2 separate regions of the Homo sapiens genome follow, and region 1 is linked to region 2. A link is a contact called in ENCODE Hi-C data. All regions are on one chromosome and are shown on one strand. The core of a region is the stretch at or near the end of the contact, and the rest is flanking DNA. Distances in the headings are between cores, read along the strand shown. Region 1 overlaps MECOM (MDS1 and EVI1 complex locus). Region 2 overlaps MECOM (MDS1 and EVI1 complex locus).

Evidence for each region. Hi-C counts contacts between places; a loop is a spot of excess contacts on that map.
Region 1: a loop to region 2 is called in a map of Caco-2, with 5 times the contacts of the local background. The contact joins two enhancer-like sites. A Hi-C loop is called at or near these places in 3 of 168 maps with a recorded cell type or tissue (Caco-2, MCF 10A and endothelial cell of umbilical vein).

What each region holds. Positions count from the first base shown.
Region 1 is chr3:169,572,684-169,578,256 of GRCh38, reverse strand. All of the region lies in intron 1 of MECOM (MDS1 and EVI1 complex locus), which reads left to right. Among named protein-coding and RNA genes, the nearest start is that of MECOM, 88 kb to the left of the region's middle. Within about 2 kb of position 2,837, at least 3 of the 41 ENCODE cell types and tissues checked have a DNase peak (open chromatin) inside an H3K27ac peak, as active enhancers do.
Region 2 is chr3:169,294,451-169,300,475 of GRCh38, reverse strand. All of the region lies in intron 2 of MECOM (MDS1 and EVI1 complex locus), which reads left to right. Among named protein-coding and RNA genes, the nearest start is that of MECOM-AS1, 150 kb to the left of the region's middle. Within about 2 kb of position 1,697, at least 2 of the 41 ENCODE cell types and tissues checked have a DNase peak (open chromatin) inside an H3K27ac peak, as active enhancers do.

The DNA.
Region 1 (5,573 bases), core at 1,588-4,087, 280 kb before region 2:
GCTTAAAGGAAATAGTGACCACAGAATAATTTTAAAAACTTCCATTTTGTGATTTCAAGTCCATATCACACATCTTTTAAGTTGTCTAAAGCAATTATTTTATACTTGTTAATGAACAGGGCTTATAATTTAGACTACCCTTAATTTATAGCAGTTAGTTATCTAATCCCTTGATATTTATGACAATAAGTACCATATTAGAAAACAACGTCTTTTTTTTTTCTTAGTACGAAGCATCAACTCTGATTGTTTTCCTACTTTGCTTACTAATCCTAATTTGTCTAAGGAATGCATGGTCAATTCATGTTGACTGATAATCCAAAAATCTGAATTTAGTGATTAGCTTTGACTTTTTCTCCAACTAAGGCTATCACTTGGTTAGAGAACAATGAGCTCCGTTAACTGACTTGAAGTTTACCTCTCCCATCTCCTCCAGGTCCTCTGTAGAAATAACAAGTAGAGAAATTTCCAGAAGATGTACAATGAAATAGGGAGGAAGTGGAAAATACATGGAAAATATGCAAATTAGTCTGGCTGTGGCTGAGAGTTGCCCAATTTCAAAGAAGATTCTGAATCCAAATTTGAAGCCTTGTTGAATTATTTGAGCTTCTAGGCACTGTCGGATCATTCATTCATTCATTCATTTAACACCTCCATGGGGCCTAACACTATGAGTCTGGTCTTTTCTTTACCTTCTAACCATCCATCTGGTGTTCAGTAAAGGCGACCATAGAAAAGCCAACTTTTTAGTGTTTACAGCAGTTTTGGAGAAAAAAAAAAAAAGGCAACTTTTCGGGGTTTTAGCCAGCTGTCTTGTAGATTCACTTAGGTTCATGAAAGTTTGGAATGAAGAGAGTTAGATGGCTAGTGTAAACTCATTTTTATTAATTATAAAGCAGCTTGCAGCACAGGGTTTACTGATAAGCATCAGCAACAATGTCTTTTACTCAAAACATATTATCTGCTTCTCAATGCCAGGACTCTGATGACATAACAGCTTTTTAAGCACTTACTATGTGCTGGGCACTGTACTAAGTTTTCTTTATACGTTAACTCATTTCATCCTCACAATAACTCTGTGAAATAAGTTACTATTATTTTCCTCATATCTTTTTAACATGTGAGGAAACAGAGGTACAGAGATGTCAATTCACTTGCTTATAGTCACTCAGCTTAGAAGTGGCAAAACCAGGATTCAGACTCAGAAAACTTGGTTCCATGCTCTTTACCCTACACTAAACCATGTCTAAAGTAGCGTTAGCAAGTGAAGAAGTTGAGACCCCTAGCATATATCTATCTTGGCCCGGCCAGTGCTATGTCTACACAATGTCTAAATTGGTTATTTGATATTATATTAACTCCAAATCCCCAAACTTGTGAATGGCATTTATCACTCTTAACTCTCTCTCTCTCTCTCTGTGTGTGTGTGTGTGTGTGTGTGTGTGTGTGTGTGTGTGTGTAAAACAGGAAGTGAAATCCTGGAAAACAGACAATAAAATGAAATCCTGATCATGGACCTTGGATGCATCACTGAACCTTTCCAAGTTTCAACCCCACTCTCATACAGAGAAATACATTTTAAATGACTACCATAGTGCTTGGTACAGAGTATATGCTATTATGATTGAGAATGAGGTAGAGTGCTGAAGTTTAACTAGATAAATTAAGTAATTAGTGGCTTACCATTAGAGAATTCATTGTTGCAGAATGTTGGGAAGGTTGAGGAAGGCCATGTTTAATTGTAAGGTATGCATAACCTTCCTTACGCTGGCTGAATAAAAATTCCAATACCTTTTTTGATGTGCCACACTGTTCCAAGGCTTCTCTGGGACTTGGGGTGCATTTCATCTTGAACTATGAATTGCAGAGATTTTTATCGTCTTCTGTCACATACACAGCATCCTTTTATTGTGGTTTTTGATGCGTTAAATATGTTTTTATGGCCCCCTATGTCTATTGTGCCTAGCATACTGTTGGTACTTAATAAACGTTAAATAATAATAATATATGTGCATATGAGATGTGTGGAAAGGAATGACATACTGTTTTAAGGATCTGAGATTGTTCTTCTGGTGCCTGGGGAAAACATACAGATGAGCATGTTACTGGGAATAGATTAGAAGGAACCATCAATAGCAATGTCATCTCCCTAAAATATGATGTGGCTCTGTCAGCACAAATCATAAACTCCATCTCCTACCCTGCATCACTGTAGAAATCTAATGTGGAAAGTTGAATTCCTAGATTAATAGAAATGGGTATACAGGCACCTTAGAATTTTGCGAATTAACAAATGATGCTGTCTTTCTTGTGTATCAGTGAATTTGTACGGTTTACAGGGAAATGCTAGGCTGAGCTTTGGGTTTTTTGTTTTGTTTTTTTTTTAACTCTTAAGGGAACCTGTCCAGAGAGGTTTTGAGGGTGTTCTGCTTTATTTCCTTGGATGAAGAGGAGGGGCTCCAGATACTGTCTTTTCAGGGACTGTTTCCCCCCTTAACTGATATCTTTGTCAGTAAGGAGACACCTGCATCCGTGCAGTTCCACCAGTTGAACGACACACCACTTCACTAGTTCTCTTCCTTTCCCAGCTGGATGCAGCCCAGAATATCAGTTCTCTGCCTTGTGCCAAAAGCCTTCTAAGTCCAGTGTGGAGGTGTTTGTGTAAGATAAAAGCAGGACAAGGCGGCATCCCCGGACGGCTCATCTGTTTACATGTGTCATTTGGCTCAGCCCTGATTAGCTCATTAGCAAAGAAGGCAGGAAAACGAGCAACCCAGATTTGGTGATTCATCAGGTCTGTTCCTCTCTGGGGAGACAGTGCTGGCATTCTCTGCCAGTCTTCGGAGTGCCTGGTCTTTTTCAGTCCCCCAGGGTAGAGTTTGTTAAATGTATTTCTACCCCCGCAGGGCACACCTTCCCCTGCTGGAAAGACAGATGGCTTAGATTGAGAAAGGGAGTCACTGCTTTTAGTTGCTCCTTTTAAAAATCATTTTCTTTTCTGCATGCAGAAAACTTATTTTGATGGAGCCAATATTTAAGGCGAAGCTTTCTTATGGGCTGTGAAACTGAGGGTCTTTAATGCTTTTTATGTTTGAAGGTTCTATTCGAGAGGTTTTTGTGAGGACATAAATTACGGGTAGCAACAGGTATATTTTTCCCTTAGTACAAAGGCCAAGTGTAAGTTTTTTACTAGTTAAGAAGGGTCTGTTCTTTTCTTTTTGACCTTGATTTTTTAGCGATATTCTGCTTTGCCCCTGCTTCGGTTGTATTATTCCCTGACCCATCCAATTACCATTTCTATCAGCGCTTCGGAAAGATTATGCTTTTTGGGTGTTCTGTAGATGTCTTTCCAGTGGCTTCACTTGATGAATGTGACAAGTTTTGTGTTTTCTCCCTCCCCTCATTGAATTGAAAAGTTTTTTTTTTTTTTATAAATACAGGCCAATAAGTGCCCAAAGGCAGTGTTTCAATGGCTGCTAAGTCTTTCAAGGTTAGGACTTAACCTCCGTTCTCCCTAATTCAACTCCAACCTTCAGTCTGAAGCCAATCAAGAATATCAGATGATACTTAAACAATGAAGGATTTCTGATATTCAGGTACTGCCTCTGTTCAATAGGATTGCAAATTCTTTGTGTGAAGAAAGTCGGTTTTGCTCTAAAGTACCGTCACAAAAAGTGAAATTACCATTTGCTTGGAATGATGCCATTCATCATTGTCAGAATACTAAGCATTGTAAGTAGCTAGGCCTCTCCAAATTAATGCCTTGTTTTGCATCGGCTAAATTTCCCAAATCCTTGAGGATGGGTCATACAAAACTCATCTCACCATTTTAATTTATCAATCCAATATGAGTTCTGTGAAAGGGAGCTTCCTTCACTCTTAGCTCTTTTATTTACAGTCTAATTCTAAAAGAAAAGGAAATAAGATATGAAAATAAGTTGGAAAATAAGATAAATCTCTCGGTGAAATCACCAGATCTCAGTCCTGTAGCAAAACCTCCATAATTCATCTGTAGGTCAGCTCAAGGGATTAGCCATGACGTATTTGGAAATTCATTTATTTTTATTTTATTTTGCTGTTTCTTATGCATAAGGGTAATGCTGTCCCCAAGGCTTTTCAGGTAGCCCTCAAATCTTGACAACATTTGCTGTCTCTGAGGCCTAAGCCAAAATTAATTTTCAAATAAACAGCATAAAAATGTATGGAGTTGTATAAATTTGAATACAAAATGCATTTGTTTTGTTTGCTTACATACATACATACATACTGTCTGTTCAGCCAAAAACCATAATATCACATTGAAATTAATGGCCATATGCACATCATGAAAGTCAAAAAAGTTTTTCTTGAGTTAAAAAAATGCAGAACATGCAGCATTTTATTTCATTTCCAACTCAACGTGGTCTTTAACATATCTTCATAGGATGTGTTTTAATTGTTTATTTTTCCTAGAAGGAAATTTAAAAATCTTCCATAGGAAAAACTGGTACCTAGGAAATTGTATGGTTTTTATTAGTTCAAAAGATTCTGTTGCCTTGGGAGATATGAAGATATTTTCTTCTTGAAAGTTAAAAAAAAGGTAAACCAAATTATGCCGCTTGATTTCCTTCCTCTGATAAAAGATAGATAAAAGCAATGTAGAATTAAAATGGGATGAAATCCGCTAAGGTCTATATTGGGACTTCTTTTTGGTGGCTACAAGGAAAAGAAAAAAGGATTCTGTAGTTATACAAAGATAGTCCAGGAGGCAGGCAGTCTGGCTGACGGTATGCTGCTTCGGCTGCCGTCAGATACCTGCATCTATTCCTCACATGATGACCAGCCCACGGGAGCCTACAATATCATGAATGCCATAATTTCTCCCTTTCCAAGATTCCAGCCCTCAAAATGGTTTTTAAATATACTTCCACAAGGGGGCTTTGTGTACATTTACAAAATTTTTTGTTTGTATGCTTAGATGTTTCTTAAATATATTAAAAAATGAACTTCTTCCGAACAAGGCATGGAAGTTTCATTCGTTCGCCTTTTGAAATCTTTATTATGCAGAAAACAAAACCGGCTCCCTCCTCCTGTGTAGCCTCTGATGTGGAAGAGGTCTGTGAAAGCAGAGGGTGAGGGGGAGAAGCCTGGGAGCAGGAGCTGGTGTCCAGCCTGGCTAGGCTGCCCCTGGGGCGTGGATCTTTCAGCTGTATTTCAGCTTGTGGGGTGAAAGCTTCAACATGGCCCAGTTTTGATTGCCCAGCTGAAAATGGCTGTGTATGTGATAGCATTTTTTTTTTCTTATACTTTAAGTTCTGGGATACATGTGCAGAACGTGCAGGTTTGTTACAAAGGTATACACGTGCCATGGTGGTTTGCTGCACCCATCAACCTGTCATCTACATTAGGTATTTCTCCCAATGCTATCCCTCCCCTAGTCCCCCAACCCCCAACAGGCCCCGGTGTGTGATGTTGCCCTCCCTGTGTCCATGTGTTCTCATTGTTCAACTCCCACTTATGAGTGAGAATATATGCGATATTTGGTTTTCTGTTCCTGTGTTATTTTGCTGAGAATGATGATTTCCAGCTTCATC
Region 2 (6,025 bases), core at 448-2,947:
TTTTGAGTCAACTGGGTTAACTAAAATGTTGTGAGATAGTATAACCATAGGTATTTGATAAACGCCGCAAGATCATTTTATAAATGTTTTCTATTTGAATGATTTATAAGAGAGGCTATCATCTAAGATTCTAAGGTTTCTTCTTAGTATGTAAATTATGATTATTTACTATAAAATATCATTCATTTTCTTACTGTGAGAGCAGAAATTCAATCTTTAGTGGCTTGCATTCTCTTTATTAACAGAGTCAAATCTGTAATTATGACAGTGGGCTAGGCTGCTCTTAAACAAAGGTTATGACTTCATGGCAATAGGCTGAGGGCCAAGAGATAATAATCTTAGGCTGACATAAATCTGAAACAATCCATGAAATTGTTGAAAAACATTATCAGAGTGCACTCAGTTAGGCTCACCTCTGAAGCACAGCACAAACAATGAGTCCCTTAAGTTTTGCAAGGTTTCTATGAGGGACTCGTGGCTGTCTCAGACATGTGAGGGAGTGGAGGGGAAAGGAAAGTGAAATGATATGGAAGGAATCAAGAATCAAGAGCTTTGTGACATCAATACTTATCCACATTCATAGTGAAGGCTCTCTCCAGCCTATTTGTAAAAAAAATTATGCAATTTGTTTATTTTTATATTTGATTTCTTTGTGGGGCAAAGAGCAGGAGACCAAATAGCATCAGAACTTGAGGTACATTAACCAGAAAAAATGTTTAGCTATTCTAGTGAATACACAGTTTGAATGAAAATGTGGTCATTAAAATTCCATAGTGGCTGAGCAGTGTGCTGATATATATGGAATTATGCATATGGAATGGGGCTGTGATTCATGAAGTTCAGTAGAAAAGAGCTCTGTAGATCAGATTCCGGGTTCAGGGGACTTTGAGATGGGGTCTGTCTGGTCTGACTGGGGTGAACTTTACTTTGAAAGGTCTTGAGTGATTTGCTGAAGGAAAAGCTGTTAGTAAATGATACAATGGCGACTCAAACCCAAATCGGGTGACCTAATCTTATACTCCAGGCCTAATCTTTACTTAATTTTATTCCAAGAACATTTTGATCCTGGTAGAATCAGGTGAGGAAGGAAGAGCAACCACAGCCTGGGCGGGAAGGAAAATCTTGAGGAGCTCTGGCGTGGGTGTGCACTGGGTGGGGAACCCAGCCCCTCCTCTTGGCCTCGGTTTGGGCGGCGGGTTTACAGTCTTCATGCTGGGAGAGCTGCTTTTTGAACCATCTGTCTGCAATAAACGGGCCTCCTGAGTGTGGTGTCTTGGGCTCTAATCCTTGAGTAATGACTATAGGTGGAAATTGTCTCTGAGGCAATTCCTAGTGAGAACTAGGAGTTCTAGGAAGGATCTATTTGTTAAAAATCAGCCAACAGCAATTTTCCCTTTAACTGTCTTCTCTGAGTCTTTGCTCCTTAAATATTCATGAAACTTGCAGTGATTTCAGATTAAAGATCTCTCCAAGATAAGTAGTTCCCAGAATCTTATATCCATGGTGGTATCTGGATTCGTTTCTAAGTTTCCCCTATTATAGTTCGAAATCCCTTTGCAAAGCTTGTATTGCTTTCATTTACTGAAAATGAACAATGCTGAGGCAGGACCCAAAGGACATTAAAACCCCATTATAGTTCACTTCCTGAAACCACACATTCGGTCATCCTGCAGGTAAAATCACTTCCCCGTGCGTACAGGGGAGTGTAGTGTTTCCTCCTCAGTGCAGCTGCAATGTCTCTAAACTGGTGTCTTTACTAAGAGTTTGTTGAATGAATAAATAAATTCAGATTATTTCATGTCCCAAGTCTTCTTGTGATTGAATTTGATTCTTAGAATGGAGATGGAATCCATGTGACACATTCTATTCTAAGTATCTTCAAATCATTACAGTACCCTAGGGCCAAATTCAATCTTTGATTTGAATTAAATACTAATATAATTTAATTAAATACTAGAATTATAGTATAAGGAGATATGTATATATAAATAGATGGAAATATTAATAGATGTCAAAATATGGTTTATATTATATTATATATGAAATGTTATCAATATAAAGACACATTTCTCTCTGCATCTTCATATTGATAACATTTAATATACATATCTCATTTAATATATAACATTTAATACATATGTATCTTTGTATGTAAAGAGAGAACCATATGTGTCTTCATATTGATAACATTTAATATGGTGTATATTAAGAAGTATTTTTATATCGATTTCCATTCTGTTTTATTCTTTGTAAAGTAGAAGGCATATAAATACAGATACCATAAAGCTAATCCACTCCGTAAATAAAAGACATTTTTATAACACAGAGATTTTTCCAAGAAGGAAATTGGTTCTTCTCCCACCCTCTAAATTGCTCTTTATTAAAAAGAAATGTGTTTGTTCAGGTTTATTTCTCCCGATGCTGGATGATAATATTGCCGTGGATGATGTATAATCAGTTTTTATGGTGATGTTCCCACAAAAGGAGTGGTTTGGAAGTGAACAAGTTACTCTATGGTATATTCAAAATTCTCCTTTTGTCATGTTAGGCACTTCTCCTACTCTGTTTCTGTTTATGGTATCAAATCACAAGGACCTTATGTAAAACTTATTTCAAACATTTGAGATTTTAGCACACTTTTCAGATTATTACTTGAAACTCTCCTGAAAGTTTGCACATTTGCCATGAGGAAGAATTTAATAACAACACAAGAGTCTTGTGGCTCTCTGACTTTTGTCTTTCTGAGGTATTCTTTCCTCTTAAGCTAAGCTGATCAGTCAAGATTATCATTGACGTTTACATTGAGATAGAAAAAATGATTTTTTTTAAAATAATATTTTTTTAATAATTACCAGCAGCATTTGAGTCAGAAGAGATACCTCAAGCTGAACTGTGTGGTAGGTTCCTGACCTGCCTCAGTGCTGTTGCTTCTGTTAAAAAAAAAAAATCAGTTGTAACAAACCCAGGCAAAACAACCTTACATGGTCAATAGAATTTTTAATTGCAAAGATTTCCTCTGACGTGAGTGTTAATGAATGTCAAAGCAATAACATAAAAAGACATTACTTGTTTAATGATTGATAGAATAAGAAAAACACAAGGTCTTTTGTCAGATAAATGACTACTGTTTGGTGTTCCTTTACCTCAGGAGTATCAAAAGTGATCTCAGATAGGCAATAATAGCCCAGGAGCTAAGGCAGCAAGTATGATGTAGCCTGTTAGATTATAACCAAAGGAGGAAGGCTAATTAATTTGTATCAGTGTACTTGTTTTCTCACATGGCAATTTTGACATACTTTAGCATTTTTGGTTTGTTTGGATCCTTCATTGAAACTTTCTGAAGAATTTAAATAAGCATGTAAAATTTTATGGGACTGGCTTTGTCTATCTGCAGTGCAGGTGTATTACTAAAGACAATTTAATTATTGCTCCAAATTGTTGAAAGAGCACAGCTGGTGGTGTTTGGTTTTGTACAGATGTTGTTGTGACACAGATCTATAACATGAAATGACAATGGTGACATCTAACAATTGCAAAGTAATAGCCACCAATGAGTTTTGTTTTTCTAAGCTATAGTTTACACCTCTGGGGTGTCTAATATTTGCTATGATATGCTCTTTGCATGCTTAAAGAATTAATGGTGACATATTCTGTATGATTAAAACAAACTTTGCACCATGTTTACGAGTATGAGAAGCATTGTAGGTCAGTTCTCAGGTTCATCTCAGGCAAAACACCTTTAAGTTTCAAAAGTGCCAAGTCTATTCCTGTTATTTATTTTCCTCACTCCTTTATTACTATAATTCCATTACTTCTTTGTGAATCAAGTCATGTTATGCTCCTTGTAACTGGCTCTGGGAAAAGCTGGTAAACAATCTTTAGGGGAACTAGGCGTGGATTTCAGTTGAAAACTCTGCCCATGTAGCTAATTCCTATTTGCTCAGAATGCCCTGAGTTTACTGATGGTCTACAAAGAACTTGTGTGGATGTAATCTTGCTGGCAAATCCACAATACAACATAATCATGGCTTCTTACAGAGCAAGTTTATTGCAGCTGTTGAGGGACCATAACTAAACCTTCCTTCTGCGTCCACCAGCCTGCCGCCAAGAATATTTCTTTGGCGTTCTTGCTCTTCTCACTCCCACTCACTCTGTTCTCACAGATCTGGGAGTGTTATAGGATGCCACTTGTCTGTCCTGCTGATTTTCTCATGTCCTGCCTGAAAACTTAACCTAAGATCATTGTTGTGAGTAAGAGGGCAATGACTTAGGAGTCCCATAGCTGGAGGGGGAAAGCAAGGGCCACTACAGACTGCTGGGGAGGCATCTATGTGGGTCTGGTCAAAAAAGTGACTTGAGAATGGTGAGGCTCAGGTTTCATTTCCCTTTTCACTCATCAGGTGTTTAAGTTACTGGAACCTATTCTTGAGTGCTAAAGGTGTTCTATCTGAACAGACTATGGTTGAATCAGGCCAGAGCAAGGTCAGTTGGTTCAACCAATATGTTACTGTTGTATGAGAGCTGAAAGGCCTGAAAAAGGAAAACAAACAAGCAAACAAACCATCAAACAAAACCTCACTTTCTTCCTCCACTTGTCCATGAATATACTTGTGATTGTAATACTTGTTTTTTATTCTCTTTGTGCAGTCATTTCTAAAGTTCTGTGAAAAGGTGTCTTTGCTTTGTTTTGTTTTGGTGGAGGTAGAGAGCAGCACGGGCAATGTCCCTGGTACAATTTACCCAGAAACTGAGTATTTATGTTGACTTTAAGGAGAAGAAGAAGAAATGAAGTTTTCCCCAGATATTTGAGGATAGGTAGGTAACATTGATGTTCAAACATAAAAAGAATTTGAGAGAATGCTACTAGTTTATTTTACCTTCTTGCAATGTTGTTTTAAAGGCATAATGGAAATGTTTTCTACAAGTACTATGCCCTACAATAAAGTAATTTAATTCATTTATAAAAATCTCAACTTTGAAATACTATATTGTATTTTGAAAGTGATATTGTACTTTTTAATGTTTTTTCATAATTATACATCATCATCTGAGACATTTCTGATACCACTTTATAATTTTAGAATAGCAGATTCAACTCAACCCTTTTAAAAATTTAGGTACATTGAAATTTGGGTATGCTGCCACCAGGTGGTGGCAAATCCTTCGAGTCACGTGTTATTGTAATTTAACTTTTTTTAACCCTTTTAAATAAAAGCAATAGGAAATCTTTCTTTAAACAATATCTTACTCAGAAACCCAATATATAAAATAGATAAAAGTCAACCTAGATCCTATGGTGAAAGTGGGACAGGAGGTTCAAAGCCAAAGGTCTGTGCTCATATCTTTCCTCTGATGATCTCTGAGGAACCTCAGGAAGACAGTTTGAAAATCCCCATCTCAATTATAATGCACATATTTTACGTAACATTAAGATAGAAAACATTTTTTTTTAAATAAAGAAAACTAAGCAATAGAAAAGATAATCTTCTAGAGCAGGAAGAAAGACCGAGAAAGCATTTATCAGAGCAAATGGAGGAAAAAGAGGGTGCTTGTGGATCCGGATCAAATGTGATGTGGTGAGTGAAGCAGGCATGGGCAAGAGCATGAATATAAGCCCAAACTGCTGAGAACTCTGTCCAAGCAGACCAAGCTCTGTTTGGGCACAGTCAGGACGTACTGGAGATTTTGGAAGAAGGACTGAGGCAGGAGGGTATGATTGTCCTGAGAGTCAATGATTGACTGAACTTCTTCAGATTTTTAGATTCATCATTGTCCAATAAGCTCCTTAGAGCTGGGGCTGGGATCCCAGAGTATAAGGTCATCAACTTAAAGGCTGATAAGCCTTGAGCTGTATTTGGTTGTTTGTTTGTTTTTCTAGTGGCTTCTCTCCCATGTGATGAGAGAGGACAGAACAGACTGCATAGCTGCCTGTTTACCCAGCTCCATACAATGGGGACATTTGAGCAGAGACCAGGCTACTGCTTCTGCCCCTCTTGAGTCTTGTCTTGGCTAACATTTTTACTTT